2 separate regions of the Homo sapiens genome follow, and region 2 is linked to region 1. Evidence: read pairs that join two places in POLR2A ChIA-PET (ENCODE). Cell type or tissue: PC-9. All regions are shown on one strand. Links, peaks and the distances in the headings refer to the core of each region. The heading gives the core; the rest is flanking DNA. Region 1 has its middle 10 kb from the start of STK17A. Region 2 has its middle 52 kb from the start of STK17A.

Region 1 (4,396 bases), core at 184-4,183:
GAAATAAGATAGCTCAACATAGCAGAATAGTTTTGAAATAGAGTTATAATATTTAAGAAACCACAATAAGCCCCAAATCTTCTAAATCATTAAATGTAAAACAAACAAACAAAAACTACAAAATCTAGAAAGAAATGACACATAACAATTAGCTGACTTTTTCTTTTTTTGTTGTTTTTTTGACACGGGGTCTCACTGTTGCCCAGACTGGAGTGGAGTGGTGCCAGCTCGGCTCACTGCAACCTCTGCCTCCTGGATTGAAGCGATTCTCTTGCCTCGGCCTCCCGAGTAGCTGGGATTACAGGCATGTGCCACCATGCTTGGCTAATTTTTGTATTTTTAGTAGAGACAGGTTTTTGCCATGTTGGCTAGGTTGGTCTTGAACTCCTGGCCTCAAATGATCCATCCTCCTTGGCCTCCCAAAGTGCTGGAATTACAGGCATTAGTCACTTTGCCTGGCCTTGACAATTAGCTGATTTCTGAAAGAAAAAGTAACTTCTAAGAAATAAAGCAGTGGAAAAAAACTCCAAGAAAAATATTTGACTACCTAATAATTCAAAAATCATTGCATATCAAAAAATGTTATATGCAAAGTTAGAAGGCAAACAAGCTGGAAATACATTAGCAAAAAGCATTATAGATAAAAATCATACCCTAAATGAAGAACATATAATAAGAGGTGTGCCAACACTATATTAGAAAGAGGTCAAAGAAAATAAAAGATTTTTTTATAGTGAAATGTTCAAATTTAATTTATATTTCCTGGAGAAATATAAATGGGGTTTCATTTTTGCCAATAAAATTGGCAAAGATTTTTAGGGTAATTCAATGCCCATTGTTAGTGATAATGGGGAGAAAGACTGGAAAGATAAAAACCCAAGTGCTTTTTGTTTCCTTGTGTTGTTCTGATCTGTGTTTTTCTGTATAGAGCGCTATACCTGATTTTATCAGATATTCTTACCTGGCCCACCTGTTTTAATATCAACCTGAGTTTATCTTTATCAAATTGCATTATAAGTGTATACTTTCTTTCTTCCTAGTTAGATCAGAAGGGACCATTTATTCTATATCCTCAGTGTGTATAAGTGACACTTTGTAAATATTGATGAATAGATGTGGTTGAATTGAGTATGCAATGCTCTTACTATCCGAGTAAGATAATGGTTAAATGAATTTTGATATATTTACCTGATAGGTTATTATGCAATACTTTTTTTTTTTTGAGATGGAGTTTCTCTTTTGTTGCCCAGGCTGGAGTGCAATAGTGTGATCTCAGCTCACTGCAACCTCCGCCTCCTGGGTTCAAGCTATGCTCCTTCCTCAGCCTCCCAAGTAGCTGGGATTACAAGCATGCACCACCATGCCCAGCTAATTTTGTATTTTTAGTAGAGATGGGGCTTCCCCATGTTGGTCAGGCTGGTCTCGAACTCCCCACCTCAGGTGATCCGCCTTCCTTGGCCTCCCAAAGTTCTGGGATTACAGGCGTGAGCCACCGTGCCTGGCACTTACATATCAACCTTTTGAAAAAGATTTTTAGGGTAGAAAATCAGTTTTCTTAGGTCAATCTGACAGAAGTTTAATCTAAAAAAAATCAACTGGGCAATATTTTTAAACATACAATTATAATAAAAGTATACTTTGTAAATATATATATATATGAAAAAGATAGATTCACTTATTTTTAGAAGCTAGGTCTTTCAAGTGCTGTAAGCTGCCAACATTCTCATTCGTGTTAAATACTTACAGGCTTCAAGGGACTTGTTTTAGCAAACAAACAAACAAAAAAGTAGGCCGAGCATGGTAGCTCATGCTTGTAATCCCAACACTTTGGGAGGCTGAGGTGGGCAGATGGCTTGAGCTCAGGAGTTCGAGACCGGCCTGGTCAACATGGTGAAATCCTGTCTCTACTACAACTACAAAATAATTAGCTGGGCGTGGTGGTGGGCGTCTGTAATCCCAGCTACTCGGGAGGCTGAGGCAGGAGAATTGCTCTAACCCAGGAGGCGGAGGTTGCAGTGAGTGGAGATCACACCACTGCACTCCAGCTTGGGCGACAGAGTAAGACTCTGTCTCAAAAAAAAAAAAAAAGTAAAAAGAAACTGTTCTTCTCAAACCTGCCTTTTCATGGTTTATAATCTTTCATCCCTGATTCATATATTTGAATCTTTCTTCATCGACTTGGACATTTAAAAGTAGTTATGTTGTGGCTTTTTTAGAATGCAGTACTATTTCAAGTTCCATTGGCTCATTCCATCTGTGGATTTTCTTTCCTAGTAATGGAGTTCCTTATATATTTTATACTTTTTTGATGATGAGCTCCTATTTTAACTGTAACTTTGTATTTTTAAATGTTTCAAATAGGGTCTGAGTTGGGAAAGAATCTCTATGATGTGGTTTCTAAATGGCCTCTGCCCTGACTACAGAGCTTGTTGATTGGGAGACAAATTTCTGGCTTAATTTCTCAATGGAGCTTGGGGGTTCTGAAGCATTTGGATGACGTGAATTTGTGTTCTGCACTGTCATGAGCCATGAGTCAGGATTCAGGATCTGTGGTTCACACCACTTCCTCCATCAAACAACTTATTGCCTGCTCTGTGCCAGCAGAGGAGGTTTTTACAACCCAGTCATGAAGAAGTCAGCACTTTCCCAATTTCAGGTTCAATGCCAAGAGTTCATTTTCAGTTCCTTGCTCTATAAGAAGACTGAGGGCTCAAGTCCTGACCCAGAAGAAAACCCATGTCCTTAAAGTGTTTAACCAATTCTTACTAACCACTGTAGCTGTAGGTTTCTTTTTATTGCTAGCTTCTTAGCTTCACTGTATATTACATTAAAAACAATATATATATATATTTTTTTTTTTTTTTTGAGATGGAGTCTTGCTGTCACCCAGGCTGCAGTGCAGTGGCACAATCTCAGCTCGCTGCAGCCTCTGCCTCCTGGGTTCCAGTGATTCTCCTGCCTCAGTCTCCTGGGTAGCTGGGATTACAGGCACACACCACCATGCCTGGCTAATTTTTGCATTTTTAGTAGAGACGGGGTTTCGCCATGTTGGCCAGGCTGGTCTCGAACTCCTGACCTCAGGCAATCCGCCCGCCTTGGCCTCCCAAAGTGCTGGGATTACAGGCGTGAGCCACCACGCCCGGCTTTTTTTTTTTTTTTTCTTTTTTTGAGACAGAGTCTCGCACTGTCGCCCAGGCTGGAGTGCAATGGCGCAATCTTGGCTCACTGCAACCTCCACCTACTGGGTTCATGTGATTCTCCTGCTTCAGTAATTAAGTAGCTTGGATTACAGGCACATACCACCACACCTGGCTAATTTTTTGTATTTTTAGTAGAGTCGGGGTTTCACTATGCTGGCCAGACTGATCTGGAACTCCTGACCTCATGATCAGCCCGCCTCAGGATCCCAAAGTGCAGGGATTACAGGCGTGGGCCACCATCTTTTTACATTTCGAGCATGAGGGTGGTGGTTGTTTTCAAGTCAGCTTAGTGCTCCATCTTAATTGGAAGTCTGCTATTGTTTGCTTGTTTTTTTGTTTTGGTTTATTTTTCAGTCAATTCAGCTGTCTTTTTATGTATTTTGCTTCTATTTCTCAGGGGTCATGTCTTCTGGCTAGCTATTCAGAATGCCAATTAGAAAATACATATTTTTTTTGAGCCAGAGTCTTGCTCTGTTGCCCAGGCTGGAGTGCAGTGGCATGATCATAGCTCACTGCAGCTTTGAACTCCCAGGCTCAAGGGATCCTCCCACCTCAGTCTCCTGAGTAGCTGGGACTATAGATGTGTACCACTGCATCTGGCTAATTAATTATTATTTTTTTTTTTTAGGAGAGATATGGTCTTGCTATGTTGCCCAGGCTGGTCTTGAACTCCTGGCCTCAAGCAGTCCTCTTGCCTTGGCCTCCCAAAGTGCTAGGACCACAGGCATGAGCCGCTGCACCTGGCCCAATTAGAAATTTTTTAATAATTTCAATTGTTGCCAGTAGTGAGTCATCTTCAGGGATGAACTCTTCCTTTGAGTCTTCAGGGTGCTGTTTCTTTTTCTTGTTCTGTGATGTTTGTCATAGTTTCCAGAATTATTTGTCCTTCAGTGAGTAAATTAGACCTAGCTTTTGCTAAGGAACTGTGTGTCTGTGTGTGTGTGTGTGTGTGTGTGTGTGTGTTTTGGTTCAACCCTCTGTTCATTTGGACACCTGGACTCCTACATCTGGACAGCAGGTAGGTGAGCACAGACCAACTGGAGAATCTGGTAAGTATTCATCTAAGTGAAGCTCAGTGGAACTGAGGAAGTATTGCCTTCTACCTTTACTGCTTGCTCTTCTGAAAAACTATGAAAACTACAAGCCACCGCAGGCTTGACCAGAAATGCTTCAGTTTCAAAGGCATTTGCATTTGC
Region 2 (4,396 bases), core at 328-4,327, 62 kb before region 1:
TTACTATAGAAGAGGCTGCAGGGCCTCCACCCACAAGTTCCTTACCAGCTAGTGTGCTGGGTGGATGGGCAGGGGTTGTAGAGAGTATTATAATACTGTGCCAAAAGAATTTCAAGCTGTGGTGCTAAAAATGATGTAGAAAAGAGAGATATCAGTTAGGGGGAATCTAAGAGGCTGTCCAGAGGCAGTAGTGTCCCTGTGGGCCTTGAAGTCCAAGATTTTGATAAGCAGACATGATGGAGAGCACAACATGCAAGTGGAAAGCACAACATGAAGAAAGGCCCCAGAGCGGGCAGATGGGAGCTGTGCTCCAGAAATCAGAAGCCCAGTTTGGACAGCGTGTAGATGAGCGCAGGTAAAGTAAAAGAGAGGCCTGGAAAGGTAGGTTGGCCACAGTGTGTGAATGCCACTGTTGACATTTTGCATACAATTTGTGGCCATCAAAGATTTGGGGGTAAGCACATGATTCTACTGTTAATGAAGGTTTCAGAGATTGTGCTGAATGTGTACTGACAAGACCTGTATGACTTTCAAGTAAGTCACAGATTTTACTGTCTTTGTTCAATTTTCCTAGAATTAGCCTCCACTTGCCTGCAAACATTCCCTATTCACCAACCCAAGGACATGATAATACCTGATAAGGTTTTATTGCTGAGTTTTGGTAAAATTTGTATACAGGAACAGTGACACTAAAATTACATATACACAAAACAGCCAGAACTTAACAATAGTTCCTTCTGTCCTCTGGCCACCAGCAAGGCCAGGGAAATGCTCAAGAAGCGGCAGTTCTGAAGGGTTTTCCCAAAGCAAGCAGCTTTGGAAGTGGCTTTAGGCCACTTGACTCTCTGGCGTTTTCAGTTTGTCCATCTGAAAAATATGAATAAATATTTACCAATCACTTGCCTTACAGGTGAGACAATGTTTATACTGCTCATTGGGATGCTTGGGCAAAAGATGCTGTTTTACACAGGAGGCTCAATGATGGGGGCGGTCCAGAAAGAGGTGGGAGGGTGATTGATAGGAAAACCTCCAGTCTCCACCCACTAGAAGATTCTCACCTCCTTAGTAATGCGCTCCTGGTTCAGGCATGTTTTTTGGCAGAGTTCCTGAGTTGAAAGCACTGTCAGGAATGTGTACAGAAAAACTGCGCCCATGTTATAATCCAGGGCAGAAAAGTAGGAAATGAAAATACTAAAAACATGCCTCTAAGACACGGGTTGGGTGCCGAAGTGAAATCTGACTTTGCAGGAGAGAGTACTTTTCATTCCTAAATTATCTTGCAAGTTTTTTTTCCCTTAGAGGAAATTTCCAAAAGGAATTTTTTTAAGGAAACTTTTTAATTGACTTATCAGATCACATGAGGTATGTTAAAAACCTTTTATTATTAAATAATAAGCCGCCAAGGCAGAAATTAGACCCCCTACTATACACCTAAAACATGTAACACTTATCTTTTAACACTTATCTTTTAACTTGAGCTACCACATCAGTCACCTTGCAGTCTTAATGACAAAGTAATTTTTCACTTCCAAATTATTTTTATGAAACGAGAAACTATAGACCTGTCTCCCTTATGAAGGTTGATGCAAATATTCAAAATAAAATATTAGTGAACTGAGTCCAGTGATATGTAGTGGTATATTGTATTATTTTTCACGAAATAGGTTGGTGCTTCTCCCTCTCAGTGCTCTTTCCTGTGGGAGGATTATACATCCCTGCCTCGTTGAACTTAGGTGTGACTGTGTGGCTTGTGAGTGGAAGTGGCATGCAGGACTTCTGAGTAAAAGTTTTAAGTGCCAGCCCTTGGTTCATGCTGTCCACTTTGCCTTCGTCCCTAAGATTGGTAATGTTCCAGATGGTGGCTACTTCAAGGGCTTGGGGGCTCGGACAGCTGACCCACAGTGGGACACGGAGCATAAGGGAGACATAAACCCTTACAAGCCCCTAAGATGGGGGGCTATTTGTTACCCCAGCTTAACCTAGTGCACCCTGCTGTTAACAGTGACTAATAGAGGTTTATTCCAGGAATGCAAAGGTGGTTCAATATCGGGAAATCCTGGAATTATTTTAACCTAAGACATGGCTTAGATCTAGGACTTAATATTCAATTGGAGAGACACACAAACCATTGATTGCAGAACATGTCCTTGGTGGTTTGACTGAGTCAATATTTATAAAATTATATAAAAGTTATATTTATAAGCATATATTTTATAAATTAAGCTACTTTCTAGGACCACATTGTTAGAAAATTCACTATTCAAAACAAAGTAGAAGAAACAAGAAAGAGTAGACACACTTCTCGCTATTCCTCCACTAAGTGCAGCCTGGACTTCCATAAAACAAACATCAGACTACTGTGAAAGATGAGAAGACCAAATGGCTAGGAACTTCAGTACCCAAGGAATAACACAGCATCGATTTCCCTGGGTTTTCTTTTGCCTAATATTGGGCAAATATGAGGCACTGGAGAAACCAGTACCCCAGAAACACCAATAGGAGCCAACGGCTAAGCAAAGCCTGGTGTCTCTAGCCAAAGGATCAGGACAGGGCAACTTAGAAAGATGGAGAACTCTAAGAAGTAACTGCCCTACTCTATGCAAACACCATGGAAAAACCCATGGCCCCAATCCCACAGCCTCATCAGCAAAAGCCAAGTGGGGAGCCTAGACCTTCTTTGCCTGTTGTAATGAGGCCTCCCCATCCCCTGCTGGAGCAGTGTCAGAGCTAGCCCAGCAGAGAGCTTGGGACATCTATCCCTGCAGGATGGTAATGAGGCCCACCCCCATAGTGTCAGTGGAGGCCATGTTGGGAGCTTAGACTTTTACCCTGACCCAGGAGGAACAACTGCCCCCACTCCCATGGTATCAGTGGGACCCACGTGTTCTAGCGGGAAGCTGCACTTAGCCACCCCTCCCCCTGCCTGTATTCAAAGGGGCTCAGTAGTGAGCCTGAACCATCAACCCCACCACATGCCCCCGTCACCCACTTGGGTGGTGTCAGAGTAGACCTACGAAAACATGATTCAAACAAGGTCCAGCGTCTCAAACCCAAATGGGCAGAATAGAACAGAAAGCCATGCTCTTATGCCAAGAACCAGGCAAATGTCAACCTGAATGAGAACAGAGAGTTAACAGACACCAACACCAAGATAACACAGATTTTAGAATTATCTGACAAGGATTTTGAAGCAGCCATCATTTAAAAAAAAGATTCAGTGAGCAATCATGAACATGCTTGGAATAAATGAAAAAAATAGGAAGTCTTAGAAGATGGCAGAATCAAATGGAAATTTTAGAATTGAGAAGAGTAAATGAAACAAAAATCTCACTGGATGGGTTAAACAGCAGAATGAGGAGTAACGAGAAAACAATCACTGAATTTAAAGATGAAATAAAAATCTGAGCGGAGAAAACAGACTGCAATTGGTACCTGTGGGCCTCTAGCTAAAGACCTAACATTTGAATCATGGCTCTAAGAAAGAGGAGAGGGAGGGTGGGGCTGAAAAAGTATTTGAAAAAAAAAATGGCTGAGAGTTTACAAATTTGTCAAAAACAAATGAACCTTTTATAGGCGTATATACCTAGTTTCATTGTGTTTTACTTTATTACACTTTGCAGATGCTGTGTTTTTTACAAATTGTGGGTTTGTGGCGACTGTCGAGCAAGTCTTTTGGTGCCACTTTTTCAACAGCTTGTGCTCACTTTGTGTCTGTGTCACATTTGGTAATTCTCACAATACTTCAGACTTTTAAATTACTCTATTATGGAGAGCTGTGATCAGTGATCTTTGATGTTACTATTGTAATTGTTTTGGGCACGATGAACCTCACCCACATAAGATGGTGAACTTAATTGATAAATGTGTGTGTTCTGACTGCTCCACTAATTGGCCATTCCCTCGTCTTTCTCCCACTTTTCAGGCCTCCCTATTCCCTGAGACACAACAGTATTGAAATTGGGCCAATTAATAACCCCACAGTGGCCTCTCACTAAATGTGAGAGGTGAGGAAGCTGCAGGAGAAAATTTGAAGCTAGCAGTGTTCATGAGATGTAAGTAAAGAAGCCATCTCCATAAAAGTACAACGTGACGCAGCAAGTGCTGATGGAGAAGCTGTAGAAGTTACACAGAAGATCTAGCTTGGACCATCGATGAAAGTGGCTACACTAAACAACAGATTTTAAATGTAGATAAAACAGCATTTTATTGGAAAAAGATGCCATCTAGGACTTTCATAGTTAGAAAAACTCAATGCCTGGCTTCAAAGGACAAGCTGACTCTTGTCAGGGGCTAGTGCAGCTGTGACTTTCAGTTAAAGCCAATGCTCATTGACTATTCTGAAAATCCCAGGGCCCTTAAGATATGCTGTATAAACGCAACAACAAAGCCTGGATGA

What was found. Peaks named below come from ENCODE experiments on the same cell type or tissue, not always from the same donor. Only the 100,000 strongest peaks of a DNase experiment are listed, where the experiment ranks them.
Region 2: POLR2A ChIA-PET joins it to region 1 with 5 read pairs; 33 of 35 experiments call an interaction of 5 or more read pairs at or near these places.

Annotation. Positions count from the first base shown.
Region 1 is chr7:43,570,829-43,575,224 of GRCh38, reverse strand. No RefSeq gene overlaps it. Among named protein-coding and RNA genes, the nearest start is that of STK17A, 10 kb to the left of the region's middle. RefSeq lists a silencer at 2,596-2,675. In PC-9, for the core only: no CTCF peak of the experiment used is centred there; a DNase peak (open chromatin) is centred at 2,544; H3K27ac peaks cover 2,019 bases.
Region 2 is chr7:43,632,935-43,637,330 of GRCh38, reverse strand. It overlaps a transcript of COA1 not described here. Among named protein-coding and RNA genes, the nearest start is that of STK17A, 52 kb to the right of the region's middle. RefSeq lists a silencer at 867-1,161. In PC-9, for the core only: no CTCF peak of the experiment used is centred there; no DNase peak of the experiment used is centred there; H3K27ac peaks cover 105 bases.